Regions from separate parts of the Homo sapiens genome. Here region 2 is linked to region 1. Evidence: read pairs that join two places in POLR2A ChIA-PET (ENCODE). Cell type or tissue: MCF 10A. All regions are shown on one strand.

What was found. Peaks named below come from ENCODE experiments on the same cell type or tissue, not always from the same donor. Only the 100,000 strongest peaks of a DNase experiment are listed, where the experiment ranks them.
Region 2: POLR2A ChIA-PET joins it to region 1 with 8 read pairs; 3 of 35 experiments call an interaction of 5 or more read pairs at or near these places.

The regions. Positions count from the first base shown.
Region 1 is chr5:91,014,989-91,019,988 of GRCh38, reverse strand. All of the region lies in intron 85 of ADGRV1 (adhesion G protein-coupled receptor V1), which reads right to left. Among named protein-coding and RNA genes, the nearest start is that of LUCAT1, 300 kb to the left of the region's middle. In MCF 10A, no CTCF peak of the experiment used is centred here; DNase peaks (open chromatin) are centred at 2,498 and 2,828.
Region 2 is chr5:90,953,005-90,958,004 of GRCh38, reverse strand. All of the region lies in intron 83 of ADGRV1 (adhesion G protein-coupled receptor V1), which reads right to left. Among named protein-coding and RNA genes, the nearest start is that of LUCAT1, 360 kb to the left of the region's middle. In MCF 10A, no CTCF peak of the experiment used is centred here; no DNase peak of the experiment used is centred here.

The sequences.
Region 1 (5,000 bases):
CAATTATTGGGTGAAAATTTTAACATTCTAGCTGCTCAAACAATTATACAGGGAGAAAGCATGAGACCTGGGGGTGGAAGACAGACAGAGAGTAGGAAATAGTTAAACAAATGTATGAAAAATGTTCTGCACCAGAATAATTAGATTTCGCTCTACATATATTTAAATAATCATAGTGAATCTGAAGAGCTAACGATGTGGAGAAATAGAAAATAATCATTTTTTAAGGGTCATGTGCTCAGATAGCAGTATTTTCACTAACAACCAGTTTGTTTGAATGACATCTATCACCGAAATCCCAGGAATTTAAGGATTAAAAAATAATTACAAAACAGTTTCCAAGTCATCAGACTTTTATGAAAAAAGAGGGATCAAGTGGCATCATATCCATTTTTTTCCCACAGAAGAGAAATAACCAAGTAAATTAATGTACAGCAATGTTCAAAGCTATTACATCTGTTGCTGTTAGCCAAGGGCAAGAAGAGCTGTCTTAATGTTGGTCTCACTTTGCTCTAAAGTATAACAGACTCATCAAATAGTATAAGTCTTAAGGTAAGAAAAAGTGGTTAAAGGTGTTCTGGCTAAAATGATCATCCATACCAGATTAAAGGAGACAACAATCACAAAGGTGAATGCACAAAAAGCCCACTGCTACTTTCCTTACTACTTACTAATTATGGTGTACCTGTGTAACAGACATAGATGCTAGTTGCCAGTACATTTATTCCCTGTTCTTCTGGTAACAGCAGTTTAGAATTTCCTTTGAAATTCATGTGATTTCATCATAACTGACCTCATCTTCCCTGCTTTTGCTCTAGCCATGGGCATATGACCTGGATAATCAATGTTATCTGCTCTCCTAGCCACAATGATAAGTTCAGGCGTGGATATTGAATCCATGCAGCCAACAGGACTCCTATTTAGAACTTCTGTTGGAACTGTTGAAAAGAGAAACTATCTTTCTTCTGGACTGGTAGGCTGAAAGGATGAGAACCTGAAGCCACCAGCCATTATGTTGCCACCCTGAGGGAGGCATCTTACAGTGATGAAATGACCGATTTCTATAACACCGGCTCAACACCTAGATGGTGAAAGTCAGAATGCTGTGACATCTTGAACCTCTGAATTCAGCAATGATTGAAGCCAGTCATTCGCCAACTTACTTAAGCTTTAAGGCTTAAGCCATGGCAGTTTACACTGGATTTCTGTCATTTGTATTAGCATGAATCCTAAGTTTGCTTCATCAAATATAGGGATATTTATTTATTGAATCAGTATAACTCTGCTTTAGAAGACAGCTTCATAAAGGAATCCAAATGTGACTATTTAACAAAAGGATTTAAGATTAATTTCTTAATTTATTTGTATGAATGTCCAGTTGCATTTTCCCCTTTAGCTGACTTAGGGCAAACATGGTATGCAAGACCTACAAGTTTCTTCTTTTTAGAAATGCAAAAGTTGCCTTTCACACCTAAGAACCCAAAGCAAACACTACTTGAGGTCAAGATACTGTGTAACATAAATCTCAGCTTTTCTTTCAACACTTCTCTTGAAGAGGCTCTGCCAAAACCTCTCTCCCACTATGCTGCTATGTAAATCTCCCATATCCAGTTTACCAAAGGCATCTCCCATGGAATCTCTGGCCAGGTCCCGGGACAGCAGAAGGAACTGTTTGAGAAATTCATCTGGAGCTGAGCTGTCTGGAGCTTCAGTTAACTCCACATATTTAAGGGCAGGGAGAATTGCAGTCTAGGAAGACCCCCTGGGATTGCCTGTAGGACATTCATCTTTCAGAACAGACAAGGTCAGAAGAGAGAAAAGATGCTCAGAGACTTTCAGAAAAGGTATTTCCTTCCCTTTCAGAACCAGGTTCTTTATTAGGTCTCTGTATATCATTTTCTTTTTCTAAGTGAATATAGAAGATCCAGCATGTACTTGTTAAAAACATAGTAGGGTAGATTATGAATACTCTCAATATAATATATTTGTTTTACATTCTTTCAGAATATCATATATACTTTATACTGCTGAATATATAAAATTATAGTTTTCTGTTAACAATTTAGTTATGTTGACTGATTGGAAGTGATTCTTTTTCTTCTAGGTCCATAGCTTTCAAACCTCAATCTGCATTAGAATCCTCTGAGGACTTGTTCAAAGTGCTGACACCCAGGGCCCACACTAGACCTGAGAAATAAGAATCTCTGTAGGAGACTAGAAATCGAAATTTTCTAGTGATACAAGTCACCTGGAAACCACACACTGGAAAACATTGTCCTGGGGGTAAATTCACATCCAAGGGCATACATACATTTGTACCTTATAACTCTACTTAACAACAATTCACATCACTGGTGACATGTCTACATCTTGATGCTTTTATCATAAAATCCTATTTACCAAGAGGCACAGCACAGAGTTCCAAAGAGCATGTAATAATTGCTCTGACTGGTTGTTTTGCCTGCAATCACCCCCTGTATTCATGCCACGGGAGGATAAAGTGTTCCTGACTCACTGCTGAAGTAACAGCACAATATAAACAACTTGAGCTCTCCTTCAGATAGGAAAGCAAAAGACATTTCATAGACCCCCACAGATCCACTGGTACATTTTAAATGGAAAATTTATCATTTTTTTTTTGGTGCTTATTTTATACTTTCATTTTGAACATGGAATTACAAAGAAGTACTTGCTGTATTATCTTTCACATTAGAATACATTCTGCCAATTGTGGTCCAAATGTAGTTCATGTGGTTTGGCGGCTGGTCAATCAGTATTGCAAGACAGAACAGCACCTCTTAATGAAAAATATGTCAAAATTGAAAGTTTAGCAATAGTAGATTGAACAAGGCTCTTCATGAGTCACATATATCCATTTTGAAAGCCATGCTTGTAGTAAGTCATGTTTGAAATGTGTGTCAATTCTTGTGGACTGCTTGGTACTACTGAGTGCAATGGAACAATGATTTCATAAACGGTTCTCCCATTGGAACTCTTCAGTTTATATCCTGAATATCCCTACGTCTTCCAATCATATTACAGTCTAGATCAATGTTAAAGTTCTCTTCTCTGTTTCTCTGTTCCCTCATTAGCTTCCCTTTTCATCCCTGTACTTTCTCTTTTTACTAACACCAAGGATTAATATCAGGGACTACTTTTATTACTGTATCTCTAGTGTCTACTAGAGCAATTGGCACATAGAAGGTGCTTAAAAAATATTTATTGAATTGATGAACAACAAAAAAATGAACTAAATGACTTTCTTTTCTTTGGTCACATTATCTTTTATTCCATTTTAACTTAGTCTATATCCTCAAGCTGGAGCAGGTGAGCGTCATCTCTGATTTTCACCATTTGCCACAGGATACCTAAAATTCATCAATCTGACCTTTGGTAGGCTTATAGGATTGCATGTCTGTTTCTTCTACTAATGATGCAGAGGACAGTGAATGGTTTTCATGAAATATTGGCCAGCATTTCCCCTACCTCCAAAGTCCAGAGGTTTTCTTTGTAATCAATAATCAGCTTAAGGAAATTAAGACAGAAAAAGAGACCAGGTAAATGACCTGGGTCACAAGTAATTTTTCTCTGCATTTGTTCACATGTGTGTGAAGCTTGCAGGGACTGAGAACTAGGATGGGGGCTAGAGTGTGTAAGAACAAGGACCCTCCAGGGTCTGGTAATTTCTAAAGAACTTCCTACCACACAATACCTGAAACCAGATAATGAATAAATCCTTAAAAAACACAAGATATTGTTTGTCATTGTTAAGGCATGGCATGGTCCAAATTAGCCAATTAAAGGCTGATTAATAATTTAAAAAATATAAAAATCTTCAACTAAAATTTCACATCCAGCCAAATTAAGCTTCCTACATAAAGGAGAAATAAGATCTTTTTCAAATAAGCAAATGTTGAGGGAGTTCATTACCATCAGACCTGCCTTACAAGAGATCTTGAAAGGAGCACTAAATAGAGAAAGACTGTTACCAGCTAATACAAAACACACTTAAATACACAGATCAGTGACACTATAAAGCAACTTCACGAACAAGCCAGCATAATAACCAGCTAACACCACAATGACAGGACCAAATCCAAACATATCAATAATAACCTTGAATGTAAACAAGCTAAATGCCCCATTTAAAAGGCACAGTGGCAAACCAGATAAAAAAGCAAGCCCCAATTGTACGCTGTCATCTCACACATAATGACACCCATTGGCTCAAAATAGAGAGATGGAAGAAAATCTACCAAGCAAATGGAAAACAGAAAAAAGCAGAAGTTGCGATTCTAATTTCAGACAAAACAGACTTTAAACAAACAAAGACTAAAAAACACAAATAAGGGCATTAAATATTGGTAAAGGGTTTAATTCACCTAAAGGACCTAACTATCCTAAATATATATGCACCCAACACAGGAGCACCTAGGTTCATAAGACAAGTTCTTAGAAACCTACAAAGAGACATAGACTCCCGCACAACAATAATGGGAGACTTCAACATTCCACTGACAGTATTAGATAGACCATTGAGGCAGAAAATTAACAAAGATATTCGGGACCTGAACTCAAAGTTGGACCAAATGGATTTGCTAGACCTCTACAGAACTCTCCACCCAAAAACAACAAAATATACATTCTTCTCATCGCCACATGGCACATACTTTAAAATCTACCACATAATTGGACATAAAACAATCATCAGTAAATGCAAAAGAACCACAATCATACCAAACACACTCTCAAACCACAGTGCAGTAAAAACAGAAGTCAAGACTAAGACAATTGCTCAAAACCATGCAATTACATGCAGATTAAACAATATGCTCCTAAATGATTTTTGGGTAAAAAAATGAAATTAACAGAGAAATCAAGAAGTTCTTCAAAACTAACGAGAACAAAGATACAAAATGCCAGAAACTCTGAGACACAGGTAAGGTAGTGTTAAGAGGGAAATTCATAGCACTAAATGCCCACATCAAAAAGTTAGATAG
Region 2 (5,000 bases), 62 kb after region 1:
TATTAATTACATTGATTAATTTTTGAATTTTAAGTCATCCTTGCATTATTGGGATAGCTATCATTCTGTTGTGATATATTATCCTTTTGACTTGCTAACATTGTATTAAGAATATTTGCATCTATGTTTATGAAAGACATTGGTTGGTAGTATACTACTTCATATATAGCATGAAAACCTCACAATAACATACTTTACTATTTTCTCTCCTGATCTCCTGGCATATATTCTACTTTTATATATGTTGCAAACCTCACACTACTTTGCTATTATTTTTTCTTCAATAGTTAATTATCTTTAAAATAGATTGATACTAGGAAAAACTTCATATAGTAATATATATACACATATATTTATATATACATATATGTAAAATATATAACATATATAGTTAAAATATATACATATATGTTATATATATACTATATGTAATATATATATATATATAAACAGTTGAAATTAGAAAAAGGAAGCAAAATTAGCCCTCACTACAGAATTTTTATAGAGGTATTTTAATATGCTTTTATTTTTTCTCTTTTCTTTAAAAAGCCATCTTCTGAGAAACAGATCTTTATGAGTCATTAACACCAAGACTAGTCTTTTTCATCTGGTATACAGCCAAAGAAGTACTAATTTATTTTTATAAGAAATACAGCAACAATAATAATAGTTACCATTTAATGAATGGTTTTCATGTGCCAGGTACTGTGCTAAAGGCCCTAGAGATATTATTTCATCATATTTAAATAATATATGCAATTTAGAGATCACTTCTTTTTTATTGCATAGAGAAGGAAACTGAGGCTTAATAAAAGTAAATACATTTGCCAAGGGCACAGACCTAAGGAAAGACTTTTTTCCTGCTTAATTATGCTTAGTAGAGATTGCCTGGATGATGTGCCACTTGGAATAATGCCATACTTAGTTTCCTGCATTTTCTGTATCTTTTCTTCATTACCTTGTGCCCACATAGCATGTTTACTTTTTTTTTTCTGGGCTAGCATCTTTTTCACTAGTGTTTCTACTCAGTCCCTTAAGAGAATATTTAATTGTCAGGAATATTCTGTCAATACTAAATCTTAACATTTGCTGTTATTGATAGCATCTTAACATTACAGCTCTTTCCACAGATGTCACACAGTTATGCCTAAGATACAACAGATTCAGGACTTGAGCCAAGTCTGTTGACTCCAAAGCCTGTGCTTCTAACCACTTTTAATACTTAAAATAACCACTTAAAATCACCGATGCTAGCATGTACTCCAAAAATCACTAAAGCCACATACTCATACTTCCTGTTTGTATAGGAGATTCTCTAGAAGTACATAAAGTACCTTCATTTGAAGGAAGAACAACGAGTGCAAAGGCTGGCTGAAATATCAAGCTGAAACATCAAGATCATTTGAATATTACAAAGGTTGAACTAAATTTTACACGTAGATTTGGATTTTCAAAGTCACATTTCTCAGTTCTGTAATGACAGTTTACGAATTCTGTGGAAACAAAACAGTCTCTATATCTGGAGTGAACATAATTAAATTCTTTACATAGATAGCACACTAAGGTTTGTATTCTACTACTTTACTGATGGTACTGAGTCGTTACTCAGAAAATTCAGATTTTAGATAATTTTGTTGTTGTCATTATTGTTGTTGAACAATTAACTTGTGACAAAACCATGTTCATTTTTTCATTTTATTTTGGTAGTGGATACATGGCCAGAATCTGAATACAACTGATACATAGTCTGAATACAATTCAGACTCTACAGTCACTTCAAAATTGTACAGTAAACTTATTTGAAATATATAATGGGAAATTGCTGTTTTTGCTTCATAAGTTATCAATTGAAAATATTTTGATTCAACTTTCTTATGGAATTCCTTGGACTTAGATAAGCATACATATAAGCTGGAAAGGAAACCTTGTTAGATGGAATTGAAGAGAAACTGAGCAAGACTAATAAAATTCTATATAAATCTAACAATAGTGTTTATTAACTCACAGGCCATTGCCTAACCTTACTGTGCAACCTCCAAAGTTTATACTTTCTCTGCCTGACAACATAAAAGAAATTAATGTGTTTTCTCTAAGTGCAGTGACACTAGCTGTTTCTTATAAATTAAAAAAAATTGTTATTCCTCCCATTTTACATCGAGGATATGATTGCTTGTCCTTAATTATTGAGAGAGTTATCATTTCCCTGCTACATACACGTATATTTTTAACTACAGAGCAGAATTCCCAAATATTTTATCCAACATAAAGTTGACAGAGAAGCCAACATCAAAGACTACTTTTATTGCATAATTGCTTTAGTTAGAACACTTTCCCAAGTACAAAAGTGTTGCATGACCTATAAAAAGATAAAAAAAGAGGGGGAAAGTATTTCAATATGAGAGCATTTTACAAATCAGATCTTTTCATTCCTTTATCTAATCATTCATTCATTCCATCAACAAATATATTCTGTGTGCTTGCCACATGCCTGATTCCAGAGCCAAGGTTCTGTTATTTTAAATCACATTCTATTTCAGGTTGGGGGTTATTTTGAGAAGGCCTGGGATGTTTGAATAAACAAACATATAAAGGACTCTCTGCTTTGGGGCAGCAGGCCAGAAGTATAGACAATAAAATATACAGGTCTTTGGAATACAAAATTGGGAAATGCATTATTTTCAGACAGAAAGCAAGAAAAATATTATGATTTTGGTTTATTTGCTCATCAATGAGGAAGAAATGTGTCTGAGTCAGTTCGGGCTGTTATGACAAATGTTATTACAGAGACTGGGTAGCTTAAACAACAAACGTTTATTTATCATGGTTCTAGAGGATGGAAAGTCCAAGATCAAAGTGCCAGAAGATCTGGTGTCTGGTGAGGACCCACTTCCTGGTTTGCAGACGGTCATCGTCTCATTATGTCCTTACATGGCAGAGAACAGAGAGAGAAAAAGCGAGCTCTCTCTGGTCTTTTCTTCTAAGTGCACAAATCTCGGTCATGAGGGCTTCACTGTCATTACCTAATTACCTCCCAAATAAAGGCCCCATCTCCAAATACCATCACTCTGTTAGGCAACTGCTAAATGGCAGAAACAATGTTTGAGGAACATAAAGATTCAGTCCAAAGCAAATCAGAAACATAGCAACCAGTGTGTGCCATTAATTCACTCTAATTAATTACTCTGCTTCCTAAGCCACAAAACTACTATTAAGTAAATATCCTAGTAGGTAGAGGATTATATAGCACATAAATAACTTACTTGTTTACATGTCTCAAGTTAACCTATGGAAATATAAAATCATGACTAAACTCAACATTTTGGCCTAAATTGAATTATACTAGGAATAGAAATAATAAAAGAAAATGCAACATATGCACAAATATATCAAATGTTTATACTTTTTAGACTTTATGTTTATAGATAATGCATCATAGTCATAATTTGAGCAAGTACGAGAAAAGGTAAAGATGTTGAAAGGCAGTTATATTTTTCATAAAGTGACTTCCTTTATATGTCTTTAGGATTTTGTTCAAATGTTTTTACTTAAAATGTTCTATCTTGGTTTGATAGTATGGCATGCCTAAAAAGCAGCAGCTACTAACTCACCAGTTCTGTCTTTTCATATCTCATTCAGCTATTTAAAAAAGTGAATTAGTATTTTCTAACGTATAATAGAAAATATGCTAACCCATACAGATCCAACATTTAGTGAGCACATATATACAAATCAAAGCATTAGCAAAGTGCTTTAAGGGATACTAAATTTCATCCCCCACTCTCACCCACAGGCTTTTTAATCTTTATAAATAGGATGTTAAAAAAAAAAAAAAAAAGCAAGGCTGGGAAAAGCAGCCCAATATTTTACACAAGGTTTTACATGACATGTGGATATCTAATATATTTTGTTATCATTAAAAAGCCACGTTAGCTGAGTTACCCCTTAGTTACCTTAATATTTGTTTAAATATAGAAAGTCCTTTTTAATCACTATTGGTAATTATTTGATCAGTCCATTGGCATAGTTAAAATAAAGGAGTATAGCATAAATTTGATTAACATTTAAAAATAAAACACATGCCTACAGGTTTTTAAAGAAAACAGTTCCTATCTTTTATCTAGATTTTTAAGGAATGAAAAATGAAATAAATTTTCTACAACCATTACCATACTATTATGCTGTTCTTTGCACCATTTCCCCTTTAAGAATTATGCAAGAAAATTATAACAATTATTACAAAGAAATGGCACATATTAGTTTTATAATTATTTTCAATTCAAACTTTTACTTCAAATTACATTAAATACCTAAATTTTTATATGTTTTAAACTTTGAATTGTTTTTCTTCAAGAGCTGTTTTTATTTTGTGTGACTGTTAGAGAAGAAATATCAAGACATTTATGAATTGTTAAGAGTCTTCATTATCTGAGTAGGTCAGTTAAAAAACAAAACAAAACAAAAAACTCGCAAACTGATAAAAATAAACTAGATCCTTCAAAAAAATCCAGTATTACCAGAATTGGAGAAAGAAGCATATAAATTCCAGAACTGTCCTAAAATATTGAACGCTGTGGGAACACTGAGTAATATTTTGACTCAACTAAATGAGGAGGGAAGTAATCAACATTTATTGTATTCTTACAGTGTGGTAGGCTTTCTGTGATTTCTACAGATAGGTTATTTCATTTTAATCCCTATAATAGTCTTATAATGTTATTGTCCCTGTGTGATAGCAAAGGTAACAAAGGTCTGACAGCTAACCAATGACAAAACTTGCATTGGGCTTACCTGACCTCAGCTCAGTTCTCTTTTTGCTATTCTCTGCTGCCATTATGCTGCTTTACGAAAACTTCTGAAACTCAAACAAGGGCTATCATGAGTTCTTTGAATTAATGGAGATGCAATTGAGATTTTTTCACATGGCTTTCAAAAATATTTCTGTTAATACCAGTGTTCCCGTACACTTGGTCCAAGCTAACCAATGAACCTCACTGGTGAGT